2 separate regions of the Homo sapiens genome follow, and region 1 is linked to region 2. A link is an interaction called in ENCODE POLR2A ChIA-PET data of the cell type or tissue named here. Cell type or tissue: A673. All regions are shown on one strand. Each heading gives the region's core, and the rest is flanking DNA. Links, peaks and the distances in the headings are about the cores only. Region 1 overlaps RAB10 (RAB10, member RAS oncogene family). Region 2 holds the start of LOC105374333 (a long non-coding RNA gene).

Region 1 (8,337 bases), core at 84-8,083, 63 kb after region 2:
TTTTTTTCTTTTTAAAGACAGGGTCTCACTCTGTCAGGTTAGAGTGCAGTGGCACAATCACAGCTTACTGCAGCCTCTACCTCCTGAGCTCAAGCTATCCTCCCAGCCTAGCCTCCCAGGTACCTAGGACCACAAGCGTGCTATATCATGTCTGGCTAATTTTTATTTTTGTGGTGATGGGGTCTTACTGTGTTGCCCTGGCTGGCCTCAAATTCTTGGGCTCAAGCAATCTTCCTGCATTGGCTTCCCAGAATGTTGGGATTATACACATGAGCCACTGTGCCCAGCAGGCTTACTTTCAAATATATTTTTGAGCTAGAATTATATTTATGCTCTGAAATGGTACACATGTATAAAGAATTATACCTATTTCCTCACTAGCCCCAGAATACTGATGTGAGTTGGCGTGGAGGTGTAGTAGGTTGTAAATTGGTGGTCTGATTGCTAAAGCTTTTTTAAAAAACAGGCTGAAAATATCTTAACACTTATAAATTTATATATAAGGTAATTTTCCCTTTTTTATACTTCATTGATCATTTATTTATTGGCTTCGGCTTCGTTCCATCAGCCTGCTTGCACCTAACTTACAGGTGTTCTTAGTAGAACAGTGACTTCTAAAGCTACAGATAATTTATCTTCTCTTTGAGTGGAGGTTCATGTTAGTGGCTCTGGTAACTTGCAGTGTTTAGGATGTGGGTAGATTATTACAGGTCACTGTGATAATTTGTCCATTTAGCAGCTGGGAGCTTTTAAAACCATGCTTCTGTACTTCTTTGGGATCATGGACCCCTTTGAGAAATTAGAATCTTACCAGAATGATGTACTTATACAACTTGCAAAGTTTTATGTGTGCTCCTTGGAATTATTGATGTCCCCGAAGTCCATCCTTAGATTCTGAGATCAAAATGCCTCTTACTTTTAGCACATGGCAGGATTTTAGGAGCACCTGGTATATTGCTGCTTATTACTGGATATTTGCCAAGTTGCCTTTGTTTTAGCAGTAACATAAATTAAGAGGCACTAAATTCAGATAAGACCATGGAATCCCTAAATAGGGAGTTTCTTTTTTTTTTTTCTTGAGACGGAGTCTCGCTCTGTTGCCCAGGCTGGAGTGCAGTGGTGCTATCTTGGCTCACTGCAAGCTCTACCTCCCGGGTTCACACCATTCTCCTGCCTCAGCCTCCTGAGTAGCTGGGACTACAGGGCGTCCATCAACACACCCAGCTAATTTTTTGTATTTTTAGTAGACACGAGGTTTCACTGTGTTAGCCAGGATGGTCTCAATCTCCTGACCTCGTGATCCGCCCGCCTCGGCCTCCCAAAATGCTGGGATTATAGGCATGAGCCACCGCATCCAGCCAGCGAGTTTCTTTATAGTATATTATAATTTTTTTTTTCCCGAGACAAAGTCTTGCTCTGTCACCCAGGCTGGAGTGCAGTGGTATCATCTCAGCTCACTGCAACCTCCACCTCCTGGGTTCAAGTGATTGTCCTGCCTCAGCCTCCCAAGTAGCTGAGATTACAGACGTGCATCGCCACACCCGGCTAATTTTAGTAATTTTAGTAGAGACAGGGTTTTGCCATATTGGCCAGGCTGGTCTCGAACCCCTGACCTCATGTGATCCACCCACCTCAGCCTCCCAAAGTGCTGGCTTTACAGGCGTGAGCCACCACATGCGGTATAATTTTTCTTTGTTAAGCTTGTGATTCTACTAAGGGTATCGTCCTTGCAACAAAAGAGTTGTTTCCTCCCTAATCCCACCTTTGTCTACCCCCTTTTAAACTGTCATTGACCCTTGAACTGCAGGTTCACTTACACATGGATATTTTTGTTTAAAGAGATGGGGACTCGCAGTGTTGCCCAGGCTGGTCTCAAACTCCAGGGGTCAAGTGATTCTTCCTTCTCAGCCTCCCAAGAAGCTGGGATTACAGGTGTGTGCCACCACACCCAGCTCTATAAACAGGTTTTTAAAAACAAATCTTTTGGAAAAAATGTTAGAGACTTGCAACAACTTGAAAAACTCACAGACAAGCCACATAACCTAGAAATATTGGGCGGGGGGGAAATTAAGAAAAAGTTAAGTATATTATGAATGTCTAAAGTATATGTAGATACTAGTCTATTTTATTACTACCATAAAACATACACAGATCTATTATTAAAAGTTTAAATTTATTAACACTCAAACACACAGAGCCCATACAAGGCACCTTTTGCATCAAGAGAAATGTAACAGAGATGCAGTATTAAATCATAATTGCATAAAAATAACTAATACATACTGTACTACTGTGATAATTTTGTAGCCACCTCCTGTTGCTATTTTGGTGAGCTCGTATGTTTCCAAGTGTCTGCTTAAAACACCATGTGATGTGGATCATCTCCCCGTGAACAGTTTGTGTCTCCAGTAAATCCCATATTGCAATCAAAAGAGGTCTTTTGTGGTTCTTGCGTGTTTTCATCGTGTCTAGTGCAATACCATAAACCTTGAATAACACCATCAGACCTATACAAAGTGCCACTAGTGATGCCAGAAGCAATCCTGAGAAACAGAAAAGTCATGACATTACAAGAAAAAATTGAATTGCTTAATATGTACTGTAGAATGAGGTCTGCAGCTGTGGTTGCCCGTTATTTCAAGATAAATTAATCCAGCATAAGGACCATTTTAAATAAAAGAAAATTTGTGAAGCCATCACTGCAGCCACAGCAGGAGGTGTGAAACCTTGCACTTTTTACAGAATACCTTTTTATCTCATGTTGAAAATGCAGCTCTTATGTGGGTACAGGATTGCTATAAGAAAGGCATACTTGTAGGCTGGGCGCGGTGGCTCACGCCTGTAATCCCAGCACTTTGGGAGGCCAAGGCGGGCAGATCACGAGGTCAGGAGATCGAGACCATCCTGGCTAACACGTTGAAACCCCGTCTCTACTGAAAATACAAAAAATTAGCCAGGCGTGGTGGCGGGCGCCTGTAGTCCCAGCCACTCGGGAGGCTGAGGCAGGAGAATGGTGTGAACCCGGGAGGCAGAGCTTGCAGTGAGCTGAGATCACACCACTGCACTCCAGCCTGGGCGACAGAGCGACTCTGTCTCAAAAAAAAAAACAAAAAAAAAGGGCATACTTGTAGACTATGATATTCAAGAAAAAGTGAAGTTATTATATGACAACTTAAAGCAAAACGGAAGAGAAGCTAGAGGAGTTAATGCCAGCAAAGAATGGTTTGATAATTTTAGAAAGAGGCTTGGCCTAAAAATGGCAGGCTAACAGGAGAAGCAGCTTCTGCTGACTAAGACACAGCAGACAAGTTCCTGGGCACCGCTGAACAAGTCTTTAATGCAGTTAAAAGTGTCCTATTCTCGGGGTGGCAGGGAGGGGGGCAGGCCACAAAGGACATGAGTGTTAGGAAAAGAAGAAAGCACAGGGAATTAAGGCAGGAAGGGATAGGCTAACTACTGTTCTGTGCAAATGCAATTGGGTTTATGATCAGGACTGACTGCCCTTACGTATAAAGTTGCTAACCCCCAAGACCTGAAGGGAAAAGTCTTTTGAAGCTGCCAGTTTTTTGATCATTCAACAAGAAGACCTGAACACTGAGAATCCTTTTTCTGGATTGGTTCCATCAATACTTTGTCCCTGAAATCAGGAAATACCTTGCCATTATGGGACAGCCCTTTAAAGTTCTTTTGATGTTGGACAGTGCCCCTGGCCACCCAGAACCCCATGAGTTTAACACCGAAAACATTGAAGTGGTCTACTTGCCCCCGAACACAGTCTCTAATTCAGCATCTAGATCAGGGGATCATGAGGACCTTTAAGGTTAATAACACACGGTACTCTAACCTCAATAGAACATCATGAAAATCTGGAGGAATTACACCGCTGAAGATGCCATCGTTATAGAAAAAGCCATGAAAGCCATCAAGCACAAAACAGTAACTTCCTGCTGGAGAAAACTGTGTACCGATGTTGAGCATGATTTCACAGGATTTGTAGCAGAGCCAGTCAAGGAATTTATGAAAGAGACTGTGGATAAGACAAGAGCTAATAGACATCAACCAGAGGAATCAACAGAAGATGATTTAATGAAGATGCCGGTGCTTCCAAACCAGCGTTGGACGATAAGGAAGAAGGCAAAGAAGTAGTGCCAGAAAACAAATTGACTGTAGACAATCTGGCAGAAGGGTTCTGATTATTCAAGACTGCTTTAGACTTACTGTACAACATGGACCATTGTGTGATACAGGCACTGAAACTGAAGCAAATGATGAAAGAAGGATTGGTTTTGTATAGAAATATTTTTAAAGAAATGAAAAAGCAAAAAAGAAATTACAATGTTTTTCCGTAAAGTTAAACTGAGTGTGCCTGCCTCCCCTTCCACCTTCTCTACCTCTTCTGCCTCTGCCTTCCCTGAGACAGCAAGACCAACCCCCTCCTCTTTCTCCTCCTCAGCCTACTCAATTTGAAGACATTGAGGATGAAGACCTTTATGATGATCCACTTCCACTTAATGAATAGTAAATATATTTTTCTTCCTTATGATTTTCTTAATAACATTTTCTTTTCTCTAACTTTATGGTAAGAATACAGTATAGAATACATATATAAAATATGTTAATCGACTGTTACTGATAATACTTCTGGTTAGCATCAGGCTGTTACTAATTAAGTGTTTGGGGAGTAAAAGTTATACATGGTATACCCTTACCCCCATTGTTCAAGGGTCAACTGTATGTTGTTTTAAATCAGCATATTTTATAACTTTCCTAGTTTTTTTTTTTCTTATAGCTACAGGAAATGAAGTAACCGCAGCCATTTGGCAGTTTTGTTGCTGTTGTTTTTCTTATTGTTGTTGTTGCTTTTTTTTTTTTTTTTTTTTTTTTTTTTGAGACAGGTTCTTGCTTTGTTGCCCTGGCTGGAGTGCAGTGGCAGTGATAATAGTTCACTCCAGCCTTGAGCTCTTGGGCTCAAGTGCTCCTCCTGCCTCAGCTTCTTAAAGTGTTGGGATTACAGGCATGAGCCCCCGTGCTCAGCCTATTGTTGTTTTTGAATACTTTTTAAAATTGTGGTGAAATACATACAACATGAAATTTTCATTTTAACTATTATTTTGGTGTATAGTTCAGTGGTGTTAAGTACATTCTACTGTTGTGCAACCGTCACCACCATCCATTTCCAGAACTTTTTCATCTTTCTGAACTCAAGCTTTGCATCCATTAAACAATGATTTCTGTCTCCCCCTTTCCCCATCTCCTGGCAACTGTCACCATTCTATTTTCTATGAATTTGACTGTTATAGGTACCTCATATAAGTGGAATCATATAGTATTTGTTCAATTTGTAAGTAATTTACTTCATTTAACATAAAGTTTTCAAGGTTCATCTACATTGTAGCATGTGTCAGAACTTGTTTATTTTTTGAGGCTGAATAATATTCCATTGTTTTTATATGCCATGTTCTGTTTATTCATTCACCCATTGTTGGATATGTGGGTTGTTTTCACCCTTTTACTATTGTGAATAATGTTGCTGTGAACACTGGTGTACAAATATCTGAGTCCCTGCTTTAAATTCTTCTGCGTGTATACCCATGAGTGGAATTGCTGGATCATATGATAATTCTGTGTGTAACCTTTTGAGGAATCACCAGACTTTTCCACAGTGATTGCACCATTTTACATTCCTACCAACAGTACACAAAGGTGTCGGTTTCTCCACATCCTCGCCAATATGTGTTTTCTGTTTTTTTAATAGTAGCCATACTAATGGGTATGTAGTGGTATCTCTCATTGTGGTTTTTGATTTGCATTTCCTAATCTTAGTGATATTGAGCATCTATTCATGTGCATATTGTTTGTTTGTATATCTTCTTTGAAGAAATGTCTATTCAAATCCTTTGCTTGCTTTTTTTTTTTTTTTTTTTTAAATTTTTTCCAGACAGGTTCTTGCTCTGTTCCCCAGGCTGGAGTACAGAGGCATGATGATCATGGCTCACTGCAGCCTCAACTTCCCAGGCTCAAGTGATTCTCCTACCACAGCCTCCTAAGTAGCTGGGACTACAGGCACACACCACCGTGCCTGGCTAATTTTTAAATTTTTTGTAGAGATGAGGTCTCACAGTGTTACTCAGGCTAGTCTCGAACTCCTGGGCTCAGGCAATTTTCCTGACAGCCTCCCAAAGTGCTGTCATTTTTTGTTGTTGTTAGGAGTTTTAGGTGTTTTTTATATATTCTAGGTATTATTCCCTTTCAAATACATGATTTACAAATATTTCCTCCTTTTTGTGGGTAGTCTTTTCATTCTCTTGATAGCGTCCTTTGTTGCACAGTAGTTTTTAACTTTGATGAAGTACAGTTTAACTACTTTTTCTTTTATTGCCTGTGCTTTTGGTATCATGTCAAAGAAACCATTGCCAAATCCAGTGTCCTGAAGCTTTTCCCTATGTTTTCTTCTAAGAGTTTTATAGTTTGAGGTCTTTGATCTAGTTCAAGTTAATTTTTTTATATGGTTTAAAATAAGGATCCAGCTTCATTGTTTTGCATGTGGATATCTGGTTTTCCTAGTGCTATTTATTGAAAAGACTGTCCTTTCCCTATTGACTGATTTTGGCATCCTTGTCGAGGGTCATTTGACTAAGTATGTGAGGATTTATTTCTGGGCTCTCTATTCCATTCCATTAGTCTGTGTATCTGTCTTTATGCCAGTTCCACACTTTTTGATTTGCAGTAAGTTCTGAAATTTGACTCCCCCAGCTAATATTATTTTGGCTGGGCTCAGTGGCTCATGCCTGTAATCCTAGCTCTTTGGGAGGCCGATGGGGGTGGATCACTTGAGGCCAGGAGTTCGCGATCAGCCTGGCCAACATGGCAAAACCCCCCATCTCTACCAGAAAACTACAAAAATTAGCTGGCATGGTAGTACACACACCTGTAGTCCCAGCTACTCACAGCTACTCAAGAGGCTAAGGCAGGAGAATCGCTTGAACTCGGGAGGCGAAAGTTGCAGGAAGCCCAGATCACACCACTGCACTCCAGCCTGGGCAACAGAGCAAGGCTCTGTCTCAAAAAGAGAGATTCTTTTGATGTTAGATTCCATATGAATTTTTGGATAGATCTTTCTATTTCTGCAAAAATTGTCATTGGGATCTTAAGGGGACAACCACTTGTTTTTAACTGATTTTTCTGCATGGACCTCCTTGTGCCATAGCAGCACAGCTATTTGAGAGTTTAAGGCTCTATAAAATGTTTAATTAAGGCTTCTATAGGGTAGTATGCATTATAAAATCTGAAATGATCCAGCCTGGATTTAGATTATGCAAGTTTCTTTGCTTGTATCTTCTCTTTTGGTAAGAAAGAACATACCTAGAAAGTAGACAGCCTCCTTTAGGGAGGAAATAGTATTTGACATGGATATGTCTTGGGAATTGCGTTTCTTTTGCTAGGTAATCTAAGAATTTGTGTAGGCTTTTAGTATGGAGTAGTTTTAGGGTGACTGCTTTAAAACTTCAAAGCTATAGAAATGACCCTCTAAATTGAGAGAATAAAGTCACTTTTAAAGACTGTTAAGCCGTAATTCATGGTAGTATGTAAAAGTAAAATTTTATTTCATTTTAGCATGCCAATGAAGATGTGGAAAGAATGTTACTAGGAAACAAGTGTGATATGGACGACAAAAGAGTTGTACCTAAAGGAAAAGGAGAACAGGTAAAAATCTGAATTAAACTGATACTCTGCTCTGTCTTTGTAAAGGTAATGCTACTTTTGATTATTTTTATAGTAATAGTGATCGAACACACTAAGCTAATTACATAGTTTTTAAAATGCTTGTTGGAAATAATATTTTATCATTTGAGTGAATTTTTTTTCAGTGCATATTTAACATGTATGGGAGAATCAAATGTGCCCATAGTATTTTTAGCCTTATTTAAACTACAAAGAGAGAAAAATATAAGTCATTAATCCTCGGTTTTTAAACTTAGGACTTTAAGGAAATGTATCAATTAGTATGGTTCTAAAATGTGACAATCAGGAGCCTATGGTGAGCAGAAATTAGACCCTGAGGAGTCAGGTTGAGCTTCTCATAAGTTTGCCCCCAGTGTGAAGTATCTGACTTAGAATATCTGAAATAAACTTTTGGGGTAAGGAGATTACTTTTCTTTTGTTTGTTTTATGAAAGAGCTTGACTTGCTGAAATATTCTGTGTTATATATTCTAGTTGGGACCACTGCCTTCAGAATAAGATTAATATTTAAGCTGTTAAAGTCAGCAGTTGGCAACCCATGCTTGATAATTTTATGATGATATTTTGTTTCTGTTTTAGATTGCAAGGGAGCATGG
Region 2 (8,337 bases), core at 108-8,107:
ATGTATTTTAATGTATTCCCTAAATTATTTATTTTTCTTGAGACAGATTCTAGGTCTGTCACCCTGGCTAGAGTGTAGTGGTGTGATCATAACTCACTGTAACCTTGAACTCTCGGGCTCAAGCAGTCTTACCCATTAGCCTCCTGAGTAGCTAGGACTACAGATGCATGCCACCACACCCAGCTAGATTTTTTTGTTTTTTGTAGAGGCAGAGTTTTGCAGTGTTGCCCAAGTTGGTCTCGAACTCCTGGCCTCAAGCGATCCTCTTGCCTCCTAAAGTGCTGGAATTACAGGTGTGAGCCACTGAGCCTGGCCCTAAAAACTGTGTGGTGCCTACTATGAAGGACTCTGATCTGACAATAAGCTTGTACTTTGCTATATAGAGGCGTCGTGAGTGGCAGCATTAGCTCTATGCCACGTATTTCTGGTACTGCCACTGGCTGGGCCAATTGGTGCCATTAACTTAGGGAATATGCAAGAAGGAGCAGATCTGAGAGGCATGATATTCCACCCTGTGACATGTGCTTGTAGGATATCTAAGTTAACGTGTCCAGTAGACATTTGTATGTTATGTCTGGGAGGTAAGGAGTAGAATCTAGTCTTGAGAAATAAAACTACTTGAAGTCATAGTGGCTTCAATGAGCATGGAGTGAGAAGACCTCCAAAAGCTAAGGAAGCTGGGCATGGTGGTGGGTGCCTGTAGTCCCAGCTACTGGGAGACTGGAGGCAGGAGGATTGCTTGAGCCCAGGAATTTGAGGTTGCATTGTGCACAGTTGCGCCTATGAATAGCCATTGCATTCCAGCCTGGGCAACATAGACAGTCTCTAAAAAAAAAAAAAAATTAAAAAATAAAAACTATAAGGAATATTAACATTTAAGGTGTAGACAGGATAGGAATCCAGCCAAGAAATTAAGAAGCAGTGGCTAGAGTGGTTGGGGGGATGGTGTAGAGAAAAAGAACATGGATTAGTTAAAATTTGTTTTGTCCCTTATTTGACTAAAGGCAAGTTTCTTTCATTCATTCATTCATTCAGAGACGGGGTCTCACTCTTTCCCCAAGGCTGGAGTGCAGTGACGCGATCGCTGCTGACTGCAACCTTCATCTCCCGAGTTCAAGTGATTCTCTCACCTCTGCGTCCCCAGTAGCTGGGATTTACATGCAGGCGCAACCACACCCAGCTAATTTTTGTATTGTTAGTAGAGACGGGGTTTCACCATGTTGGCCAGTCTGGTCTCAAACTCCTGACCTCAAGGGATCCACCTGCCTTGGCCTCCCACAGTGCTGGGATTACAGGTGTGAGCCACCATGCCCGGCCTAAAGGCTAGTTTTAAAGTCTCTCTGAACTTCTCTTTTAGATAGGGGCTGATAACCCCTACTTTGAAAAAATTGATTGAATTAAATGGAAAGATGTGAACTGTAGTACAGAGCCTGGACCATAGTAGATACTCAGATATTTGTTAAGAAGACTAAAAATCTTGGAGGTATCCTTGATGCCTCCTTCACTGGTATCTCACATTAGCAGATTCTTTTGGATTAACCTCCAGAATTTCCCTGCTTCTCATTATCTCCGCTGCTACCAGCCTGGTCCATGACACCATCATGTTGCCTGGATTATTGTAAGTTCTTAGCTGGCCTCCTTGCTTTCTTTCTTGTCCTCTACAACCCCTTCTTGACAAGGGGGCACCTATAATGATTCATTTAAAGTTGAATTCATATATGTCACTCTTCTACTCCTCTGCTTAGAGCCTTTAGTGGCTTTCAATCTCAGAAAGAACATGTAAGGCTCCGTGTCCTTACATGATATCCTGATGCTTTTTTCTTTTCTTTTTTTTTAAATTGAGACAGGGTTTTGCTATGCTGCTCACTCTGGCCTGGAATTCCTGGGTGCAAGCAGTCCTCCCACCTCAGCCTCCTAAGTAGCTAGGATTACAGATGTATACCACCGTACTGTGCCCCGGCTAAATCTGATACCTCTTTGCTTAGAGCTTCAACTCCTAACTTAGATTGTTTTGTTTACCCTGCAGCAATTCATCTTTGCTCTCTTTTGAACTTGCCAAGCACACTCCTGCCTCAGGACCTGTGCGCTTGTTGTTCTCTGGCTGTAGCCACTCTGCCTAGGTACTTAACTTGTGTGGCATATTCTCTCATTTCTTCCAGGTTTCTGCTCAGATAGCATTTTGTCAGTGAAGTCTTCCCTTTCTATCCTATAATAAAATAGCAACAGCTCCCCTCTTCCAGTTCAGATCTACCATTCTGCTTACCTGACTTCTACACAGTAATTAATATGACTTCTGATTAAGTTTTACTTGTTTTGTTAATTGGCCATCTCCTTTAGAATCTGAACTGCTGAGGGCAGGGATGTCTGCTCACCTCTATATCTCCCTAGGACAATGCCTGTACATTCTCAAATATTTGAAAGACAAAAATGATTTAATATCTGTTTCTAGTGATCTCTAAATCATAGACCACATTTAACAGTTCTGTATCTTAAATACAGTTCCTTGTATATAGTAGGTGCTTTATAAAAGTTGATGTTGCAGTGTGAAGTATTACACTAATTGCTTTACCAGTTTGGAAATCTGTACTTGATCATTACAGTGGACTCTTTATTTAGGAGCCCCAACAAACTTAAAGTTGGAGATGCAGTATATTTTTGTTTTGCTAATGCATTCATTCATTCGAATGTTTGAATAGTCCAGTATGTGCTAGATATTGGGGATATGGCAGCAAAGTTCTTATGAAATTTTATTCTAGTGGGAGAGACAGATGTATCAAATAAACACAATGTACTAGAATATAACTTCTAACATTTAGTAGCATAAGCAAGCATACATTAGAATAACCCTTAGTTTAGGGATTTTGTTTTTTTAACCTAAATGCAAAATTTGAGAAGCACATGGTAAGTAAATATTTCAGAAATTTGTTGGGGTAAAAATTGTGAGTACTTTGGTATTAAAATTATAATTACTCAACAAATTAAAAATGGAATTACCATACGATGCAGCAATCCCACTTCCAAGTATATATCCCAAAGAACTGAAAGCAAGGTTTTGAGATCTTTGCATACCCATGTTATAACAGCACTATTCACAATAGCCAAGAGGTGGAGACAACTTAACTGTCCATCGGTGGTTATCAGGAGCTGGGGGAGGGAAGGGGTGAAGGAGAGTTGTTTAATGGGTATGGAGTTTCATTCTGCAAGATGAAAAAGTTCTGGAGATACGTTTCACAACACTGAAAATTGCTACTGAACTGTACACTTAAAAATTGTTAGTGGTAAGTTTTAATAGCTTTGATGTGTTTTAAATTATGTGGGTTTTTTTTACCACAATAAAAATATTAAAAGATTGTCATAACTAGGTTGGGATTGCATAGCATAGTTCAGGCCATACCATCATGGTCATGTTCTAAGAACACATAATAATAGCTAGAATTGGAGGTAGAGGCAGATTACTTATAATGCCAGTCTTTTAAAATCCTCCTTAATTGGCAAGAGTCTGAAGAAGCTTGTTTGGATTTAGAATTTGTGAATTCGTGTGAATGCCATGAATTCTCTAATATGGAGGGGGAAAGAGAAGGAAATTATTGAACAACTGCTGTGTGCCTGGCACTGTGTGAAGTGCTTTTATATCTATTACTCTTTCATTTTGTTCTCACAGTAGTTCTTTTTTGTTTTTTTGTTTGTTTGTTTGTTTGTTTTTTCAGACGGAGTCTCGCTCTGTTGCCCAGGCTGGAGTGCAGTGGCACGATCTCGGCTCACTGCAAGCTCTGCCTCCCAGGTTCACGCCATTCTCCTGCCTCAGCCTCCCGAGTAGCTGGGACTACAGGCGCTCACCACCACATCTGGCTAATTTTTTGTATTTTTAGTAGAGATGGGGTTTCACCGTGTTAGCCAGGTCTCGATCTCCTGACCTCGTGATCTGCCCGCCTCGGCCTCCCAAAGTGCTGGGATTATAGGCATGAGCCAACGTGCCCGGCCTGTTCTCACAGTAGTTCTCTGAGGAAAATTGTATATCCTTATTTTGCCAGTGAGAAAATTTTGGATTAGAAACATTAGGTAATTTATCAAAGAAGGTTATGTAGCTAATAGTAAGTGGTAGAACCAGAATTGCTAATCCAGGTCTGTCAGACTCCAGAAACCATGTTCTTTCTATCACATTATGCCAGAGAAGCTGGAAATAGATATTTTCTTTTAAAAAAGTAAAACTTACTAGTTACAAAAACACAACAATAAAAAATCTGCTGGCCCGACTTAAATGTCTTTCAAGATGGCTACAGAGCTTCCATTTTGCTACTTGAAAAAAACTTTGTTGAAAAATAGCTTCTAGATGAGTGATTTCTTCAGTTACATGTAATTTTGGGAGTGGTTATAGACAGACTAGATGTAGTTTCTTTATATAAAATAACTTGATTTGCTTCTTTAAAAATATAGGTTGAAAGAGCTGATACTCAGTTGAAAATTTTTTTTTCCATTTATCTCTGTCTTTTTTTTTTTTTTTTTTTTTTTTTGTTCGTTTGTTTTTTGAGACAGGGTCTGGCTCTGTCACCTGGGCTGGATTGCAGTGGTGCCATCTCAGCTCACTGCAACCTCTGCCTCCCGGGCTCAAGCTATCCTCCCACCTCAGTGCCCCCAAGTTGCTTGGACCACAGGTGCACACCACCAGGTCCGGCTAATTTTTTGTGATTTTTATAGAGACGGGATTTTGCCATGTTGCCCAGGCTGGTGTTGAACTCCTGAGCTCAATTGATTTGCCCACCTGTGCCTCCCAAAGTGCTGGGATTACATGTGTGAGCCACTGTGCCCAGCCCTGTTTTCCTTTGAGAGACAGGGTCTTGCCCTGTCACCCAGACTAGAGAACAGTGGCACAGTAATAGGCCACCACAGCCGTGTTGGCTGCCCATGTAGCTAATATTACAGGTGCATGCCACCATGCCTGACTAATTAAAAAAAATTTTTTTTTTGGTAGAGACAGGGTCTTGTTAGGTTTCCCAGGCTGGTCTCGAACTCCTACCTTCCATTAATCCTCCTGCCTTGGCCTCCCAAAGGGCGGTAATTATAGGTGTGAGTCATTGTCCCCAGTCTTATTTTTCTCGCTTAACAGTAATTTTAAGTAGTCATCTCTCTTCACTTCATATCTGCTCCCCACCCCACCCCCCCTTGTTTTTGAGACAGAATGTCACGCTGTCACTCACGCTGGAGTACAGTGCTACGATTTCGGGTCACTGCAGCCTTGACCTCCTGGGCTCAAGTGCTCCTCCTGCCTCAGCCTCCAATGTAGCTGGCTAATTTTTTTTTATACAGGCAGGGCCTCAGTTTGTTGCCCAGGCTAAACATCATATGCTTTTAAAGGAACCTGCTGAAACAGCAAAGTCTCTTACCATGAACAGTTGATGGTTCTAGGAGCTTGGGGAAAAGGGGTGGAGTTGGGGTTTCTGTATGTGATGTCTTTTTTGGTTCAGAATAAATTTTTTTTGTGTGTGGTAAGTTACTATAGTAAGGGTAATTTCCCATAATAGGCAATAATATATACATCTGTTTTTGTTGGAATTATATTTAAACTTAAATTTTAAAAAGTAGTGCCTGTTAGTTTAAAAACATAGTAATAGATTGTATAGCATAGAAAATATAAATACTATAATCCTTCATTGCAGCCCATCCTCTGCTCCATAGCCTTAGTGTAATTTTGGTGGCAATACTTTTTCCAGTGGATCTATGTATTATGATGCTTTTATTTGGAAGTGACAGCCCATCCCCTCCTCCCCAAACAAACACAACTACAAAAGTGCTGCTGGGCATGGTGGCTCATGCCTGTAATCCCAGCACTTTGGGAGACTGAGGCAGGCAGATCATTTGAGGCCAGGAGTTTGAGACCAGCATGGTCAACCTGGTGAGACCCCAACTCTACTAAAAATACAAAAATAAGCTGGACCTGGTGGCGCATACCTGTAATCTCAGCTACTCGGGAGGCTGAGGCACGAGAATTGCTTGAACCACGGAGGTGGGGGTTGCAGTGAGCCGAGATCATGCTACTCCACTCCAGCCTGGGCAATAGAGCGAGACTCTGTCTCAAAAATAAATAAATAAATAAATAAATAAAGGAAAGGAAAAAAACCCTTCAAACTGGCTTAAACAACAACAAAAAGTTTAAAGAACTTTAACCTTCTAAAGAATTGCCACTTCTAGGGTTAGTTTGTTGAGCAACCTCAAGAATCTAAGTTATCTTGGCCAGGTGTGGTGGCTCATGCCTGTAATTCCAGCACTTTGGGAGGTTGCGGCAGGTGGATCACCTGAGGTCAGGAGTTCGAGACCAGCCTGGCCAACGTGGTGAAACCCTGTCTCTATTAAAAATACAAAAATTAGCCAGGCATGGTGGCAGGCGCCTATAATCCCGGCTGCTCGGGAGGCTGAGGCAGGAGGATGGCTTGAATGCAGGAGGCAGGGGTTGCCGTGAGCCGACATCACACCATTGCACTCCACCTTGGGCGACAAGAGTGAAACTCCATCTCAAAAAAAAAAAAAAGAATCAGGAATCTAGTTATTTTTAAAATCTAATGGTCAATCTATTAGACTGTCCTCCTCAGGCTCGCTTTCTTGTGTAGATAGCCTTGGCAGTTTTAGACTCCAGTCATGTTGGACAGATCGTCTGGGAGAAGAGGGACCATCTGTTCCTTATGTCCCTTTTCCCTTTCAGCTTTTTATTTTGAAAAGTTTCATACCTACTGATACTCTGGAAAAATTGTGCAATTGAACATATACCCTTCATGTAGATTTTCTCATTATTACCATTTTATTACATTTGCTCACTCACATTCTTTATGTGATTTTTTTTTTGCTAGACCATTTGAAAATTTGAAAAGTAAGCTACAGATGTTTTGACACTTCATCTCTAAATACTTTAGCATGTACCTCTTCAAAACAAGAACATTGTCTTACATAAGCACAGTATCATTACATGCAAGAAGTTTAATATTAGTAAATAACATATACTTTATAATCTTTATTCAAGCTTCCTCAACTTTTTTGCATTTTGGCAAGTGGTGGTTCTGGTAAGATGTCTAGAGTTCAATTCAGGATCATGCATTGAATTTAATTGCCTTGTCTCTTTATATTCCTTAATCTAGAACAGATCCAGTCGTTACATTGACATTTTTCGATGAGTCTTAATAGAATGTTTCACAATTTGTTTTCTCACCATTTTTTTTGGAGAGACAAGAGTCTCACTCTGTCGCCCAGGCTGGAGTGCAGTGGCGTGACCTCAGCTCGCTGCAACCTCTGCCTCCCGGGTTCAAATGAGTCTCCTGCTTCAGCTGCCCAAGCAGCTGGGACTACAGGTGTGTGCCATTATGCCTAGCTAATTTTTGTAATTTTTAGTAGATAATGGGATTTCACTATGTGTTGGCCAGGTTGGTGTCGAACTCCTGACCACAGCTGATCTGCCCGCCTTGGTGGTAATGTCTTTCTCAATTCATCCAGTAGGAGCTGCTTAATGTCCTTTTGTTCTATTTTTGGAGATAATAAATTTGAGCTTTTTGGTAGGATATAGCCTGCCATATTTCTTCATTGAAAGTACTCTTCCCCTTTGTAATTAATAAATAATAATGAGGTCCAAATCCTGTGATAAAGCCAAGGATGTATAAGCACAGAAGCTTTTGCTTTGGTGATTGCAGACGTTTATTTTTGCTTTAATGAATACAACTGTTTTTGAAAATAGTTTTTGTAGAGTGTTTGTTTTTGTATTTTGAGGTGGGGTCTCATTCTGCCACCCAGGCTGGGATGCATTTCTGCTCATTGCAACCTCCACTTCTGGGCTCAAGCAATCCTCCCACCTCAGCCTCCTGAGTAGCTGGGACTACAGGGGTGTGCCACCACGCCTGGCTAATTTTTTGGGAAAAAAAAATTTTTTTTTTCATTTTTTGTAGAGATGGGGTGTACACCATGTTGCCCAGGGTGGTCTCAAACTCCTGAGCTCAAGTGAACTGCCTGCTTTGGCCTCCCAAAATGCTGGGGTTACAGTGCTGGGAGCCACTGTGCACAGCCTGAAAATAGTTTTTAAATAAGTAAAAATGAACAAATTATTCAACAGATGAACAAATATTTCAACAAATTATGTAATCATTTTAACACCCTCTTTCTCTTTCAAGAATGTTTCAGTTTGGGCTGGGTGTGGTGGCTCATGCCTGTAATCCCAGCACTTTGGGAGGCTGAAGTGGGAGGATCTCTTGAAGCCAGGAGTCGGAGACCAGTGTAGTCAACCTAGCAAGACTCCTGTCTCCACACATGTGCGCACACACTCACTGTCTTAGCTGGGTATGGTGGTGTGTACCTGTAATCCCA

What was found. Peaks named below come from ENCODE experiments on the same cell type or tissue, not always from the same donor. Only the 100,000 strongest peaks of a DNase experiment are listed, where the experiment ranks them.
Region 1: POLR2A ChIA-PET joins it to region 2 with 11 read pairs; 4 of 35 experiments call an interaction of 5 or more read pairs at or near these places.

What each region holds. Positions count from the first base shown.
Region 1 is chr2:26,119,530-26,127,866 of GRCh38, forward strand. RAB10 (RAB10, member RAS oncogene family) reads left to right here. Exons shown (of 6, transcript NM_016131.5): 4 at 7,615-7,704; 5 at 8,321-8,337. Among named protein-coding and RNA genes, the nearest start is that of GAREM2, 49 kb to the right of the region's middle. In A673, for the core only: no CTCF peak of the experiment used is centred there; no DNase peak of the experiment used is centred there.
Region 2 is chr2:26,056,607-26,064,943 of GRCh38, forward strand. The region is part of intron 1 of RAB10 (RAB10, member RAS oncogene family); the gene reads left to right. LOC105374333 (a long non-coding RNA gene) reads left to right here and starts at 3,905. Exons shown (of 2, transcript XR_939851.3): 1 at 3,905-8,337. In A673, for the core only: a CTCF peak has its summit at 3,106; no DNase peak of the experiment used is centred there.